Linked DNA regions of Homo sapiens: region 2 is linked to region 1. A link is a loop called in an ENCODE intact Hi-C map of the cell type or tissue named here. Cell type or tissue: dorsolateral prefrontal cortex. All regions are shown on one strand. Each heading gives the region's core, and the rest is flanking DNA. Links, peaks and the distances in the headings are about the cores only. Region 1 has its middle 280 kb from the start of LINC00882. Region 2 has its middle 220 kb from the start of LINC00882.

Region 1 (9,160 bases), core at 824-8,823:
CTGGGTAATTTATACAGGAAAGAGGTTTAGTGGACTCACGATTCCTTGTGGCTGGGGAGGCCTCACAATCATGGTGGAAGGCAAGGAGGAGCAAGTCACATCTTAACTCCTCTTTATAAACCCATCAGATCTCCTGAGACTTATTCACTATCACAAGAACAGCTTAGGACAGACCCATTCCCATGACTCAATTATCTCCCACGGGGTCCCTCCCACAACACATGGGAATTGTGGCAGCTACAATTCAAGATGAGATTTGGGTGGGGACACAGTCAAACCCTATCATCCACTTATATTGTCATTGCTGCTGTTACTGCTATTGCCAGGGCTGGGCTTCTGGTAAAAATGGTCCTTCTTTCTTGTCACCCTTTTCAATAAAGCTTCAAATATTATTTAGTATGACACTTATTTTTATAGACCTTTGTAAAGAATCTTTATCAAGATGATGATAACAACCTTTCAAGTCCTTGTTTGCTACGGAATGCCATTTAAGTTATATTTAAAAGGCTGTACTTATGCTTTAAGATGTTGATATTGTATATTGCATTGACAGATTTTGTTGTTGTTAAATCATTGTTACATTTTTGGGATAGACATTACATGTTCATATGACATATTTTAATTTCAATGGACTGTTTGATACGATTTTAAATGTTTATTTAAGAGTTTTGCATTCATGTTTACATGGATTTTTTTCCTGTGAGCTTACATGTTGTTTTCCCTTTATCAGATTTTAAAATATATGTATTCCCCTTTTTCATCCTTTATTGAATTAATCACTGAATTAATCAAATTTTCTTTGTTGCTTTCATTTTTACTAATAATTTCAGTGTTTTATTTTTCTTCTTCCAATTACAGTAAACTTTAATTTTTAAACAACTTCTTTATAATGATATTGTTTTTAACAACGACTAGTATTAAACTTTGTACATATTATATCCCCTCCAAAAGTCAAGAACTAGAATATGCTTTTGCTTTTATTCGCCATCCCATGTTGATACCACCTGGAAATTTTTTATTATAAGTAGTCAATTTCAGAAAAAATAATTATAGTTAATACTTATTTAGAATTTACAATAATTTTAAATAATTTAATTACTTATCATTACTTCAGGTATCTTATTTCTTCTTCTTAGGTTCATATTTGTCTTCTTGCTGGAGGGCACCTAAGAGTAAATCAACCTCTGTCTATAAGTGATGATACATTTTCTGAATCATTCATGTGCAAAACCACCCTATTCCTTTCTCACAATTGAATGATCAGATAATTACAAGTTCAAAGTTACTTACCTTCAAATGTATGTTTCTATTATCTTCTTGCATCTGGTGAATCTAGTGAATGTTTATGTAAATCCAATTTCAATCTTACCATTATTTCCTAGTAAACAATTCTCTTTCTCTGGAAGATTTTAGGGTTTGTCTTTGTCCTTGGTGTTCTAAATTTTATTTGGATAGGTGGTGCTCTGATAGCTCACTCTAAATCTTGCTGAGTGCTTGCAGAGGTATACGCATTTAACCTGAAGACATAACTTTTTCAATTCTAAGAAATAGTTGTCTAATATTTTATTTAATATAAGGTATCACTTTTCTTCCACTCTTTTCTGAGTCTTCTAGTATATGCAATTTGGAACATGGGAATTATTGTCTATATTTTGTCTTATCTTTCAAACTTTTCATCTTTTTCTTTTGTCCTGCATTCTATAAATATTTGATTATTTAGAACAATAAGCCCTCACTTAAAATTGTCAATAGGTTTTTGAAAATTTTGACTTTAAGCAAAACAATGCATAATGAAACCAATTTTACCATAGGTTAACTGACATAAACAAGAATTAAGTTCCTATGGTATATTTCTAGTTGCAAAACATCACCAAACTTCTGAATAAAGACCAAAAACAATTACAGTATTAAACATTGAAATAAATGTGAGCTATATGTGCATTTTTAAAAGATTAATAAAAACAAGATATTATTTACCCAGTTTTTGGTGAATCAGTGACAGCAGTCACAGTTGTGATGGTCAAATCAAAGAATAAACGTTTTCAAAGTAAAACTTGCAAGGAGCACCTCCTAACACTATGCAGTTCAAAAAAAATGATAACAAATATGATGGGTTCACTGAGAGCTTTGGTACTGCATTGTTTTTGTCATGTATTTGTATGGTCATAGACTTTACACATTTTTATAGCATGATAATTTTTATTCACTCATTCATTCATTTATTTTCCAACTTGCTTATTCCAGTTCAGGATCACAGGTGGCTGAAACCTATACCAAGAGCTCAGGGTACAAGACAGGAACCAGCTGTGGACAGGATGCCATCCCACTGCAGGGCACACTTACACACACACTCACAATCACTCACACTGCAGCAATGTAGACACACCAATTTACCTAATGTGCACACCTTTGGGATGTGGGAGGAAACCAGAGTACCTGGAGAAAAACCATGAAGACACATGGAGGAAATGCAAACTCCACCCAGACAGTGGCTCTGCCAGGAATCTTTTTTTTTCATCAACATAAAATACTGAATGAAATGACGCTGATCAAGAATCTGCTTATGTAAATTTACTCTTCTGTTTCAGGAGCCATTCTGCTCTCCTTAGTTCATCTGTTTTGCTGTTATGTGCATTGATCAATTTTTAATCCATATGATTTAGTTGATTAAGTTTTAGGTAGCAATATTTGCTTGCATTTCTCTGTGCTAAAATGCATCCTCATAAGAAACTCTTTTCTTTTTCTAACCACTCTGTTTCTTCGAGTTTGAGTTCTGTTTATTGCCTTTGTTATCTCTCCTTCATGGTGATAAATTTCCCTACATACTTGGTGAATTTTTATTATGTACTCCTTTTTAAAGGGAGTTTGTCTTATTAGAATGGCTGCTTAGTACTTCATTGTTTCTGTTTGCTCTATTGCAATCCTGCTTTTGCCCCGGGAATGAACTTTAATGCTGACTGGCAGAACAGCTAATAGAAAGATAAACTATTCTGTGGTTATTATGCTGCTATTTTTAGCCTTCTGGATAATTTAAGTGCACTTTGGCCTTAAAATTTAAATAAACAGGGAGAAAAGAATGTTTACTCTGCCTTCAAGACAAAAACAAATAATTTCTTGGAGAACTTTGAGTAGATTATTATCACCACCAGATTCCAGTATAAAAGTGACAGCCCAAAAAAAAAAAAAAAAAGAATTCCTGCTTTAAAAGGGAAAAAACATGATGGGGTTATTTCACTTTAGAATGGAGGTTTGTATTTCAAGATATTGTTTTCTCTAGGCCATTCCATGAAAAGGAGTTCGGTAGGAATGATGTCTATGACATTCAGAACATTAGCTTCTGGCAGAATCACAAGTAGAAAAGTCATTTCAACATAAATTATTTTAAAATTAAATGAGATTCAACTTTGCAAGAGATACTGGATTAAGCGGCTTAACTTCTATGAATTCCCAAGACTTATTTAGAAACTGAGATTGATCACAGTAACCTATATTTCACAGGGTTTTTATGAGAACTGACTGGGTAAATATATCTGATTTATAAACTGTAAAATCTTATAAAAAGTCATTTGTCACAATTAGCTCTTGCTATGTAACAGACTACCCATATTTTTAAATATTAAGTGGATTTATAACTTAAAAAATAAAATTTTTAAGTTTGCTTTTGCTTTTGTATGTAATCATGTCTTTCTATCTTATCTCTATTTCATACAGAGAAGAAGAAGAATCTTTTGATATCCTTAATATCCCAATCCAAAGTTTCATGTATAAATCGCGTCTCCCCCTTGTGCTTGGACATAAGAATCTCCCGGGTTGCTCGTTACATAAATAATGTTTTCTAGGATTTTTTTTTAAGAGATTCAGATTCACGAGAGACCCAGACAAATGTGTTTTTAAAAAGCACCCAAAGTAAAACCTATGATCTGAAATATTTGGCAAGGACTGGTTTAAAGTATGAGCTATAAATGGTTCTCTAACAAGAGTCGCAAATTCATCCAGTGCTAATGACAAAAGGTAAAATGTTATAATCCAGGAACAAACTGCCCAAAATGTGTCTAAAGTCACCTGTTTTCATATTATCATCCCAAGGAAAAATAAGTTAAAGTGCTTAGAAGCAACCATTTTCTCTAGTCTGTGTTCCATGTGTGTTATCCCAAATAGAAGAGATTAAATTCTACTTGCTAAGACTTCCAAATAAGAAACAATTCTCTTCTTTGTGATAATCCATCCTGATTTTTTTCACACTGTCCAAAAGCTCTCTTTCACATCTGGGTTAAAAAACATATAACTTGATGGTTAATATATTATCATTGCCACTGAAATACAAAGAACTTTATCTTAAATCTTAAGTAAGCTCATGCAGTGTCCCCCAAATTATAAGCTACCTTTCACTATTCAAAAGCTTCTTTCTTGCTATGAGGGGCCAAACATTTCAGAGAAAATTAAAGAAAAAAAAACTTGATACCCCTACATACACCTAAACACCTCTGAAATGTGCTGCCAGCAATACATGTGCAGAGGTAAGAAGGATGTTTTCCAAGAAACACATGATTAGCGTGAACGCATCATGTTCAGACCTTTAGGAAAACAGAATAGCCAGGAGGGCCTAGAAAAAATATACAGCTGTTTCCAAGATGTTTTTATTTACAATTTCATGGACAGTGCACTTTGCTAAAAAATATCTGTAGAAGGTACACATTCATCTGCAAGATTGCCTTACGGTCCCGTCTGCAGCAGTGATCACTAATGAATATGCAATACATTTTTTAAGGTTCAGTAGTTTTCAGATAGGGTGGTGACAACCTTGACTGCATTTGCTCTCAAGGACTTACTCAGAGGGCTAGAGATTCTGATATGGTGCCAGTCTTACTAGCATAGGAAAAAAACTGCCTTGATCGTGCCCTTCTGTGCTGAAAATCCTGGCAGTTGTATTCAGATCCTTTCTCAATAGCAGCCTCTTCAATGGCTTGGTGTGAAACAGACATTCTAAGAATGCCTGTTTAAATCTTAGATGATGAAAAGAAGTAGACTACCTTGTCATGAAGACTTGTGGAAACAGTGGGCAACATTGAAATTAAAAATATTCCTGGGTATGCACAGATGAAATTCCATTGTGTGATTTTGGTTACTGCACTTTTGGTCTCTATTTTAGTTGAAAAACCTTTATACAGTGAGATATATAGAAATTCACCATATGCACATTGAAAGATTCATGATTGTGGCCAGTATAGCTTAATCATCTTTTAAAACTGTTTTGTATTATGACACATAATGCACATATGAAAAGTACAAAAATTATAAGGGTACAGCTCAATGACTTACAACAAAGCAAAGTCCTCTGGAACTGTCATCAGGACAACAAAGACAGTAATTGCTAACCATACAGGCTCAGCCCCAGCCATTTCCCTTTCCCATCTCCTCCAGAGAAACCACTATCCTGCCTTCTAACACTGTATCTTAGTTTTGACTATTTGGTAAAACTTAATATCAATGAAAATATACAGTATATACATTTATTTGTATCTGACCTCCCCACACACACACATTGTAATTGTGATATTCAGCCTTGTCATTGGGTATGATGGTAGTTTCTTCATTTCTGTATGGCATTTCATTATATAACTGTCATATTTATTCATCTATTTTGCTAGATGGACATTTATGTTTTTCCTGTTTGGGGCTATTATGAATAGTGATGTTCTGAATGTCTATTTACATGTCTTTTGAGGCAAATATATACATTTTCTGCTGGATATACCTAGAAGTAAAAATGATGAATTATACTGTATGCAAAATGTCTGCTTTAAAAGATAGTGCTAAGTATTTTTCCAGAGTGGTTTCACCAATTTATATTCCTATCAGTAGTGTAGGAAGACTCCTATAATCTGCACATTCTCAGCAAACCATAACTAATGTTGCCTTTTGAAATTTAGTCATTTTGATGAGTGTGTAGTGGTACCTAACTTGCCTTTCTCTTATTACCAATGAGGTTAGGTTCCTTTTAATATATTCATGTGGTAATTATTTGGATATTTTCTTCTGTGAACTTCCTATTCAAATATCATGCCGATTTTTCTATTATGTTGTCTGCCTTTTTCTTATTGATTTGTAGATTTTAAAAATTCTAGTTATGCATTATTTGTTAGTTACATATATTTAGAAATACCTTCACTCTCTGGCTTAACTTTTCACTGGGTATGCACAGATGCATACCTAGACTAAAGATACATAAATATAATCTATCCCTCTGATTACTTCTCTTTTCTTCAATTTCTCCCAGCACTCTTGCTTGTAGAGCTCTGGAATTTTCTATGTAATGGTCTTGCCCATTTTTACAATTGTTCCAAAAATATTTGTATGGTTTTTTTGGTTTTGTTTTTGTTTTTGAGAGAGTTTCACCCTTCCACCCAGGCTGGAGTGCAATGGTACAATCTCGGCTCACTGCAACCTCTGCCTCCCAGGCTTAGGTAATCCTTCCACCTCAGCCTCCCGAGTAGCTGGGACTACAGGAGTATTCCATCACCCCCAACTAATTTTTGTATTTTTTATAGAGAAAGGGTTTCGCCATGTTGTTCATGCTGGTCTCGAACCACTGAGGTCAAGTAGTCCACCAACCTCAGCCTACCAAAGTGCTAGAATTACAGGCGTGAGCCACCGCATGGGGCCAATATTTGACTTTTTTTTATGCTAAGGTATGTGGTAACTGATTTACTTTATTGTTTTCTATTATATTATTATATAATATATCTAGCAACTTTGCTATATGCATTTATAAATTCTAGTAATTTATCTTATGAATTTTCTACATAAATAATCCTACAATCTACAAATAGTGACAGTTTTATTTCTTTTCCAATATTTACATTTTATTTTTATATTGTCTTATTTCACTAACAAGGACCTGTAGATTGTAACAGACATATTTTTATACCAGTCATTTTAAAATGAAAAAATTTCAAAAATTTCACTAGTAAGTTCATGTAGGATTTTTAAGATATACTTTACAAATAAACGTTTTATTTTACTAAATGCTTTTATAGAAATCATTGAGATGATTGTTCATGTTTTTTGTTTTGTTAGTGTAGTGCATTATATTAGTTCTTTTTTCACTAATGTACTTTTAACAGTATTATTGAGACATAATGTACATACCATAAAATTTACCTATTTCAAGTTTACAGTTCAATGGGTTTTAGTATATTTATAGAATTGTACAACCATTGCCATAATATAATTTTGGAACATTTTTATCACACCAAAAAGAAAACTCATACCCATTAGTATTCACTCCTATCCCTCACCTTGGGTGAGGAACACACAGCCAAACCATATCAGTTACCTTTAAATTTGTAAGCCAAATTTAATTCAAATTTAATTCAATTTTTTTCCAGTAAATTCTACAACATTTCTATTCTTCCTACCCTGACAACATTCGTAGCATATTTGATCTATCTTCAATAACAGACACATCTTGTTGTTTTAATTGAATTTAATTTATTCTCTTTTAAAAACTAACTCAAAAATTACTTATTACTTTCTATATTTCACTATCAGACTATGCCTTTCTCCTACAGAAGTCAACAACTTCCTATATATGTATCTTGCTTTTTACATAACGACTAAAATCCTAAATTCCAAAGAGAAAAAAACCTATTAGGCGATTTTCACCTCACTTTACAGACACCTTCAAGTATATGTACCAGACGTGAAACCCAATACAAAACAATTGTTCAAAGTTGAGCATAATTTCTACCATTCTCAAAGTCTGAGCACATGGATGCTCTGAGAAAAATGTTTCATTGAACATTTTAAGGCATGCAGTAATAATAATAGCTGATGCTTACATAGGGCATATCTAGTGCCAGCCACTGTTTTATTGTCCTAATAAATAAATACATATATAATGTTAATCTTCACAACAACCCTACAAATAGATACCACTGTTGTATTATTCCCATTATACAGATTAATAAATCAGCACAGGGCATTTAAGTAAATTGCCCAAGGTCACTAGTTTTTGTTTTTTGTTGTTGTTTTGTTTTGTTTTCTTGAGACGGAGTTTCACTCTGTCACCCATCTGGAGTACAGTGGAGCAATCTCGGCTCACTGCAACTTCCACCTCGCGGGTTCAAGCAATTCTCCTGCCTCAGCCTCCTGAGTAGCTGGGATTATAGGCATGTGCCACAATGCCCGGCTAATTTTTGTATTTTTAGTAGAGACAGGGTTTCGCCATGTTGGCCAGGCTAGTCTCGAACTCCTGACCTCAGGTGATCCACCTGCCTTGGCCTCCCAAAGTGCTGGGATTATAGGCGTGAGCCACCACTCTCAGCCAAGGTCACTAGTTTGTAAGTGACAGAGATGAATCTGAACCTAGGCAATATGGCTCCAAAATCCATGTCCTTAAACTACCCTCTGGCACATTACCTAAAGAATGACTCACAAAAGTCTATGCCCACCTATAACTTATATCAATCATTAGCAGCACACTTTTGAAACAGGAATGTGTGAATATTAGTATTAGTATTTCTCACAATGGCTTGTAATGGCTAACTGAAACAAAACAGAATCAAGGAGCTAAGGCCAATCTTTAAGAAGCATTTTAATGTTAAAACTTTAGTATTGAGCCTTTGCATTATATTTAGAAATTTCTTTGTTTAGACCTTCACACATTAAATTCAATTAATGTTAAATTAAATGTTGTATTTATAAATTCCTTTTTTAGACCTCCAAACATTACATTGCCCCCAAAACACAGCTTTTGTAATCAAGAAGCTACAAAAATAAATGCCTTGGATTTGGCAAGTTTAACTGTAACAAATAGTAAGAACAATAAAAATCTAGGTCTATGTCTACCTGCAACTGCTCAGGGATCATGCACATATTACTCCAATATGGCTACCTGAATATTCCCTGTCACAGGTAATGATCCTCCCCAAAGCAGTATGGCCCCTGATTTCCAGGCAAATTTTCGCATGCACCACAGTGAAGAAATGGGTTTCTCTGTGGTAAGAGAGTAAAGCAAATGGCAGTGCTAAGTAGGAGACACAAGTACTCAAATAACCCTGACTCCAGCTTGGATTGACATCCTTACTCTTTATGCACTAATGTGAAATTCAACTCAGGCTCAGCTACCTCCATGGGGAGCCTCCAACTACGTGATTTC
Region 2 (9,160 bases), core at 591-8,590, 59 kb after region 1:
AAGAGGCTGAGGTGGGTGCATCACTTTAGGCCAGGAGTTTTAGAAAAGGCTGGCCACTATGGCGAAATTCCATCTCTACTAAAAAATACAACAATTAGCCAGGTGTGGTGGCACATGCCTGTAATCCCAGCTACTCAGGAGGCTGAAGCACGAGAATCGCTTGAATCTGGGAGGCAGAGGTTGCAGTGAGCTGAGATGGCACCACTGCACTCCAGCCTGGAGGGCTGGAAGACCATCCTTCTTAAAAGTGGCAAATAACTTGGCTGAATTATGTCCATGTCTAGTACTTTATGGAAGGCAGAATTTAAGAACAATGAATTCCAGTTTTGGTGACAGAGCAAGACGATGTCTCAAAAAAAAGATTTTTTTTAAGTAGTATGGATGGAAGGAAGCCAGATGCTATTCAACAATACAATGAAAGAATGACCCCAAAGGCAGTTTAGAGATTTTTTGAGGCTGAACAAGCCCAGTGTGCTAGGGCTTCAAAGGCCTAACAGTTTCAAGGGAGAGGTCCAGGGTACCTGTGGGAACATAAGGCTCACTGCCCAGGGCCACTCCAGTCTCTGCTCCCTGCATTCTGGTGCATCACTTCTTGACTGCCCTAACAATGCCACCAATGGACCCAGGTATGGCTTAGGTCACTACTCCGAAAGGTACAGGCCATAAACCATGATGGTGTCTGCACAGCGCTAACTCTGTAAGTGCACAGAGTGAAAAAACCATGGAAGCATGGCAAACTCCACCTAGACTTTTCCTCTCTTGCTGTCTTCCTTTATGTTTCATTGATCTTTATGTAGTGACATAATTTGATTACTTTCTCACTTATTTTTGTGTATCCTCTGCTGGTATTTTCTTTGTGGTAACCATGAGGCTTCCATAAAACATCTTATTGTTATAACATATTCTAAACAAACATCCACTCATATTTTGTTTTTACATATTCAAGAGTGAGGGTAAAATAGAGGCATTTTAAAACAATCAGAGCATGACAGAATTTATCAGTCATACTCTCAGTAAGTGAATCACTGAATTTTTAACAGGAGATAATTGAATGAAAAAAGAAAATAGGTTGAAAGATACCCCTGTGTATAAATAAACTGCCAAACTTTTGGAGCAATCTGAACAAACACTGATGCTAAGAAAATAAAAAATTGTGGGATATAAAAGCTAGATAAAAATAAAATACCAAAAATAGTACCATGTAAAATGAGAGGGAGTAATAGGAATTAAAGCCTTTTTTATTTCATTTTTTTGAGATGAAGTTTCACTCTTGTTGCCCAGGCTGGAGTGCAATGATGCAATCTCAGCTCACTGTAACCTCCGCCTCCTGGGTTCAAGCAATTCTTCTGCCTTGGCCTCCCAAATAGCTGGGATTACAGGTGTCCCCCACAACATCCGGCTAATTTTTGTATTTTTAGTAGAGACGGGGTTTCATCATGTTTGCCAGGCTGGTCTCGAACTCCTGACCTCAGGGATCCACCCACCTTGGCCTCCCAAAGTGCTGGGATTACAGGTGTGAGCTGCCACGCCTGGCTGAATTAAAGCTTTTTAATCTGTGTGTATTGCTCTGGAAAGGACAGAATTATTGATTAAATTAGCCTGCCAATTTAGGTATGCATGTCTTTATAATGACTGAAGTCTATTTCTCAGGTCATAACCCCAAAAGACACTATTTCTGTTCATTTCCCTTTCCCTACCCTCAGTTCAGGAGTTTAAAAAAGCAGTAAGATACCAACTACTCTTGTATATCTTTTGTAACAGATAGATTTTGCTGGTAATCTATACCAGCAAACCTGTTTCATGATTATCTTCCTCTTCAGAGAGCTATGAGCACTTCACTTATCTTTCTACCAGAAGTTAAATGTTTCCTCTTCATCCATTCTCACCTCTTCTTTTTAAGCTTGATTCAGGATTCAATCTCATTATTTCAAACCAAGGTAGTAAAATATAATCACTTATGTGTATCTGAATTACCTGGAGAAAACTTGTCAAAATATATAAGCTGGATTCCACATTCACATTCCCGGATGCACACATGCAAGAGAACTGAGATGAATACTTACAGGAATGTTTCTAAAAGTTTTTCTCCATCCAACTTATTTTGATGCACAGCCCATAATCATCAAGTTAAATCTACTTACATATTCTAGGATACCATGAGGCAAGACATAATTTATAACAAGTCTCTATAATTCACTGAGTCTACCCTAAATCATAGTATCCTACAGTAAAATTCCAATAGATCTTATGTTTAATCTGTAACTTGGTACCTTGCAAAATTCCTTTTTTTCTCATTTCATAGCAATATATGCTTATTATGGGATAAGAAAAATTTCAAAGAAAATTGGTCTTAATTCTATTTTTTTCATTTTTATTCTAATTTTTCCATTTTTATTCTAATGTGTATGTGTGTATGCACATATACATTTTGCTAAAAAAATTACATGTTTTCTTTCTTTTTATATATCAACTTGTTCTTGTCTTTCTTTATGTAATGTTATTTCGTGGCCATTCTCCAATGCCTTTATAAAAATCTTCCAACACCTAAATTTTTGTTTTATATTTCATCATATAGGTGTACTGTGACTTATTTACAGTCTACATTGTTGAACATATAATAGTTTTCATTCTTTACTAAGATAATGACATGAAGTTCTTCAGTACGAATCTTTGATAACTTTCTTAAAAGAGTTTCAGGAATGGGTTTACTGGGGATAAACATTTTTTTTTTTTCCAGGCGGAGTTTCGCTCTTGTCACCCAAGCTGGAGTGCAATGGCGCGATCTCGGCTCACTCAGCCTCCGCCTCCCCTGTTCAAGCAATTCTCCTGCCTCAGCCTCCCGAGTAGTTGGGATTATAGGCACCCACCACCACGCCTGGCTAATTTTTGTATCTTTAGTAGAGACAGGGTTTTGCCATGTTGGTCAGGCTGGTCTCAAACTCCTGACTTCAGGTAATCCGCCCACCTTGGCCCCCCAAAGTGCTAGGATTACAGCCACCGTGCCCCGCCGGGGATAAACATTTTTAAAGCTCTTCATTTCATGTAGATTATATTAAGGGTCTGTTATTTATGTGAAGTTTATCTCTTTATGGAGAATCACACCACCTCAGAAAATCTACACTCTTTTACAGACCATTATGAAATATGTGGTCTCATGATAGAATATTATAATCTTCATAGAGTAGATGGGGTTGCAGAGAAATCAGACATCTGAACTCTTTTCCCTTTATTACAATTTACTTGCTCTGTGGCCTAAAGCAATTCACTGAACAATTTTGTTAGAAAACTGCCTCGAGGTTCTACGGAGTAAGGAAGAACAGGAAGGTTATATTCATGTTCTCTTGAAGATTGGACTGTGGGCTATAACATTCAAGGAGACAAAACAAGATATAAAATTAAGAGCCTAGTCCAACATACAAAAGAAAACAAGTGACTATATTACTCCAGGGGCAACATTGCAAAGGATTACATTTAACATATTTGTAGAAGTTTCCAGAAATTGAAACACCGTATTGGCCTTTCATAAGAAAGCATTTTTTTTCTGTTTAAACTCCTAAAATGTTTCACTTTAACACAGCAAATTCACTTTATAAAGTTAACATTGTTCCATAATTATTTATCTAATTTTTATATGTATAGGTTATTCCCTTTTTCCTGTTTCTTTCTCAAATGCTCATGTAAATTTAATACAAGAAATGGTTTAGTTATTTTTAAAGCACGGACAATAACATGTCTTTTGAACCGACGCTGATTTGGTGAAAGCAGAGAGGAACCTATTTGAAATTAAACATCTGTTGCCATTTTTAATTCTGTAGAAACTTTTGGTAATTTATAAAAAAGCATTTTTCAACAAACCCTTATGAGCACTTTGTATGGGTCCAGCCCTGTTAGACAATAAAAATTCAGAAAACAGTAAGAGATGATCTCTCTTCAAAGCATTCATAGCATGGTAAGAGAGACAAACATGTATACAAATAATTACAGTACCATGGATAGGCACTACTACACTTGAGAAAACATTTAGGCTAGAATAGAAAAATAATAAATTGAGCCTTGTGGTCAGGTCTGGAAAAACTTTTCAGAGGAGGTAACTTTTGAATAGACCAAAAAAAAAAAAAAAAGAAAAAAAGAAAAAGACTTCAAAGCAGTGAAAAGAAACACATTAAAATCAGAGGCTATAGCATGTTGCATTAAAAGAACATAGAATTGGCCGGGCACGGTGGCTCACGCCTGTAATCTGAATACCTTGGGAAGCTGAGGCAGGTGCATTACAAGGTCAGGAGATCAAGACCATCCTGGATAACACGGTGAAACCCCATCTCTACTAAAAATACAAAAAAATTAGCAGGGCGTGGTGGCGGGCGCCTGTAGTCCCAGCTACTCGGGAGGCTGAGGCAGGAGAATGGTGTGAACCCGGGAGGCGGAGCTTGCAGTGAGCCGAGATCGCGCCACTCCAGCCTGGGCAACAGAGCAAGACTCCGTCTCAAAAAAAAAAAGAAGGAACATAGAATTATAAAACATGGATGATGCTATGAGGGGTCAAAAAAAGTCACTATTACAGAAGAACTGTCTAGTAAAATACATCCTGTCGCTATTTACCACCAGGTATCACTTCTCTTTTTGCTGTAATCCTTAAGAAGTTATTAGAAATCGTTTTATTTGGTGCTTCTATACAGATATTGTGCATAATACTCTCCAAACTAAAACTGATTTGTGAATGAAATTTAAAGAGAACATAAAAAATCATTCAGTGATTGTGATAGAACCAGAAGGACTGTGAGCCTTCAGGACTTAAGATGTTTGCCACAGAATAACTGAGCAAGACTTCAAGAAACATGGTACAGAAAAGAGAGTTTCCCTATAGCTCAGACTCACTGTTTGGAGCAGCATTTCCAGGAGAACTGAGCAGAGTGCAGAGTACAAAGGCCCTGGAATTCTTTCCAAATATCAGTGACTTTCTGATGATGACTTTGATGTCTTTGGAGTGAGGCATGTTACAAGCACAAAGTATTTATTACTAACTTGTCACAGGAAAAATTATCTCATAGAAAAATTTAAGAGCTGAACGTTAAAAATTTCAACCTAGCCAAACAACATTCTTTGTTTTATGATGAGCAGCCTGCTAAATAAAAAAAGAAAAAATAAAATGTCATGAGCAATTAACATCTTTCATGCAGTGTTTCTGTACAAATGTCTATTAAATATTAAGGTGGATCACGACTGGCAGCTCTCCAGGGCTCTGCAGAGCACACAACACATGCGGATCATCTGTCTGCATCAGCAGAGGCTGCAATTCAGAGATAATCAAGTTCTTCTCCCCAACTCTATCTGCAACTATCCATTTCCTTTTCTCTTTTTTTTCCTCCTCCCCATTGAAAATCTAATGTGATGATTTAAAATACACCTTTAAAAAAAAAACCTACACATAAAAAGAGAGAAATTAAACTGCACTTAAAGATTTACTGTGACAGAATGTAATGTGGGATATGTTTGCTGTTTCTCCTGGTATTTCCTGGGATGAAGCATTCAGCTTAAGAAGAAGAGAATTTTATTATCTGTTCAGCAAAGCCTAGAGAGAAGATTAGCCTTCCAGATATAGAACTACAGAAAGCACTACGGAAGGCTAGAAGGAAGAAGCACATTCCAGTAGTAATTCACACATACTCTCCCAGAGCAAATTTCCTCACAAATGGCAACAAGATTCTGTTCAAACATTTACTAAATTAGATGTGCTCTATTTTCTTCCGGATGATTAAGTACTTGGAAGCTAATATTTTATCCTTAAATATTTGCATATAATGATTTCTAAGACATGCATGAGGCATATCTGATACTGTATTTAAAGGGTATTCAAAAAGAGACTCTAGAAGAGCTGTGTACCCCAAGAAATATTTCCTGTTCATAATCTTCTTTATGCTTCTAGAGTGCCTTGCACTTACCACTACTCTTATGTAAATCACACTGTCTGGTGTTTACTTATTTACTCATTTACTCATCTCACCATACTGACAGAGGGCAGAATTTGAGATTTACTTGTTCTTGTATCTCCATACACTGCCCTGGCAATATCAAGCATTAATAGAATGTTTTTAAGTGATTAAACAATAGCTTATAACCTTGAGGAGTTGATATTATAGTATTAAATATAATAATAGCATAGGTATTTCATTTTGAAACTAAATCCTATTAAAATGTAATTTAACACGTTGATGCTTCAAGGGTTACAACTAAGTGTCTTCTGAAATGATGCTGAAATTATCATTCTTCGAAAGTGAAAACAATTCACATTCCAGATTTTTAATTCAAACGGTTTTATTGTGACATCTTATAAGAGAAGGAAAAAATATTTCTATTGGTAGTTTGAATCCTATGAATTTAGAAAATATGTTTTTTAAACTCTAGTTAGCCTGAATTCCTAAAGTTTCTTTGAATTTATAAAACATATTATTATAACCAGATACATATTTGGTTATACATAAACCTACAGTATTTTTCTAATATTTTAGAATTTTTTTCTTAAAAATTAGGTCAATGTTCAGTGCTAATTATTCAAACTATTCAAAAATTTCTCCTTCTGAGTAAATCCTGCTAAAGTATTTAGGCCATGAGTGCTTTTATCAGAAGGAACCCTTTGTGCTTTGAGTTAGCCATTCTCATGATTACTTACCACCCTTAAACGCCTAAGAAATCAAGATAAAATCAGCAAGAATTGATATACGTGCCTATAACTACCATGTGCCAGGAACTGGCAGTGTCGTTTACATGAATGTGTTATTCAGAAGAGCTGCCTCTTGGTTTCTGATTTCTGGCATCCAAAGTAGAATTTGATTACACACAATACTCAGTATCTCAAAGCTGTCATTTGATTTCTCAGCTCTAGTAGCTTTGTAGGTAGGTGGATAATGTTTATTCTGCACCCTTGAGAAGAGTTATCATTTTAAAGTAATACAAAAACAATTCAAGAAGCAGTGCAAACCATTTTAAAAGTAATGGTCTGCGATGCCACCAGAACGGGTGGATTCTAATCTTGGTCTGTTGGTACCTAACTGTGTGGTGTTTGGCTAATCTCTCACCTCTCTGTGTCACAACTCACTTCCTCATAAACAGAGAGGGTTCTAGGATTTACTCACTCATTCCAGGTAGTTACTGTGCACTGACCATATGCAAGACATTATGGTAAACTTCACAGATGATGCAAGTAGTCTTCAAATTGCTAATAGAAATAACTAGTTCTTTTAGAAGTTGAGTTAGAAGTTACTGAATTGAAATAGATGTAGTTACTTCCAGAGACCCAGAAATTACTAAATCTTGTCCTGCCAATCACCTATTCTTTCTAAGCCATTCCCGAGGGAATTACGCATACATTTATTGACTGGTGTATATTGAACCATCCCTGTATCCCTGGAATGAAACCAACTAGATCATGGTGAATTATATTTTTGATGTGCTGTTGGATTTGGTTAGCTAGTAATTTGTTGAGAATTTTTGCATCTATGTTAATCAGGGATATTCGTCTGTCTGGGTTTTTTTTTTGTTGTTGTTAGGTCCTTTCCTGGCTTTGGTATCAGAGTGATATTGGCTTCACAAAATGAGTTAGGGAGGATTCTCTCTTTCTCAATATTTTGTAATAGTTTCAATAGGACTGGCACCTACTAAAACTATCGAATGTCTGGTAGAACTCAGCTGTGAATCTATCTGGCCACGGGCTTTTTATTGTTGTTGGCAATAAATAGTCCCATCAAAAAGTGGGCAAATGACATGGATAGACATTGTTCAAAAGAAGACATACAAATGGCAAAGAAACATTTAAAAATGCTCAACATCACTAGTCATCAGGGAAACACAAATTAAAACCACAATGATATATCATCTTACCCTAGCCAGAATGGCCATTACTAAAAAGTCAAAGAACAATAGCTGTTGGTGTGGATATGGTGAAAAGGAAAAGCTTATACACTGTTGGGGAGAATATAAATTAGCCCAACCCCTGTAGCAAGCAGTATGAAGATTTCTCAGAGAAGTAAAAGTAGATCTTCCATTTGATGGACAAATCCTACTACTGGCTATATACCCAAAGGAAAAGTCATTATTATCAAAAAGACACCTGCAAGCATAAGTTTATACTGCACAATTCACAACTGTAAGGATATGGAACCAATCTAAGTGCCGATCAACCAGTGAGTGAATAAAGAAAATGTGGTATACATACAGCATGGAATACTACTCATCCATAAAAAAGAATGAAATAATGTATTTTGCAGCAACTTGGTTGGAGCTGGAGGTCATTATTATAAGTGAAATAACTCAGTATTGGAAAACCAAATACCGTATGTTCTCACTTATAAGTGAGGGCTAAGTTATGGGTACACAAAGGCATACAGAGTGATATAATGGACATTGGAGCCTCAGAAAAGGGGGGACAGATTAACAAAAACAACATACTGGGTATAATGTACACTACTCAGGTGACGGGTACACTAAAATCTCAGACTTCATCACTATAACATTCATCCATGTAACCAGAAACCACTTGTACCCCAAAAGCTATTGAAATTTTCTTTTAAAAATGAAAGAAACTGAGTCAACAGCTAATAAACAGAAAATCTCAGACTGGAACCAAGGATTTGAATCTAAGGCATGTTTTCTTAATACTATCCCCTAAAACAGTATAAGGAACCAGATATCACTTTTGAAATTGATGCTGTTAATCCCAAACAAATACCATTACCTTCAAAATTGCCTCCAGCAATAGAATAGATACAGAATAGATATGTTGTACTTATAAAGACCAATGTTGTTTCCCTCCTCTAGTTTGCTTTGGAACTCTCAGGCTGCTAAAACAAGATGCCTATTCTTTGCCATCAGCCTGCACCACACACTGCCTAGAATGGTGACAAATAGAATCCTCTGCTCTCATCTTTGTTTAGAAATCTGTCCCTTTTTCTATATTGTATCTAGAGAGGATCAAAAGACTGCCTGTGTTTTGTGCATCTTCATGAGTGTGTGTTCTCTGTGAAAAGGCATATTCATATGAAAAAGAAAAAAAACTTCTCGAAATACTCTTTCAACAACATGACAGTTCTAACTCCATTAATTGTAATCTACATGCTACGAGGAAGAATGGCATCAAACATGTCAGTTTGGTTTATAGAATGGACCC

The links. A loop is a pair of places that touch in the nucleus more often than their neighbours do. Peaks named below come from ENCODE experiments on the same cell type or tissue, not always from the same donor. Only the 100,000 strongest peaks of a DNase experiment are listed, where the experiment ranks them.
Region 2: a loop joins it to region 1, with 2.6 times the contacts of the local background. A loop is called at or near these places in 2 of 110 quality-filtered maps.

The regions. Positions count from the first base shown.
Region 1 is chr3:106,960,654-106,969,813 of GRCh38, forward strand. No RefSeq gene overlaps it. Among named protein-coding and RNA genes, the nearest start is that of LINC00882, 280 kb to the right of the region's middle. In dorsolateral prefrontal cortex, for the core only: no CTCF peak of the experiment used is centred there; no DNase peak of the experiment used is centred there; H3K4me3 peaks cover 1,020 bases.
Region 2 is chr3:107,019,413-107,028,572 of GRCh38, forward strand. No RefSeq gene overlaps it. Among named protein-coding and RNA genes, the nearest start is that of LINC00882, 220 kb to the right of the region's middle. In dorsolateral prefrontal cortex, for the core only: no CTCF peak of the experiment used is centred there; a DNase peak (open chromatin) is centred at 5,239; H3K4me3 peaks cover 1,509 bases; H3K27ac peaks cover 3,446 bases.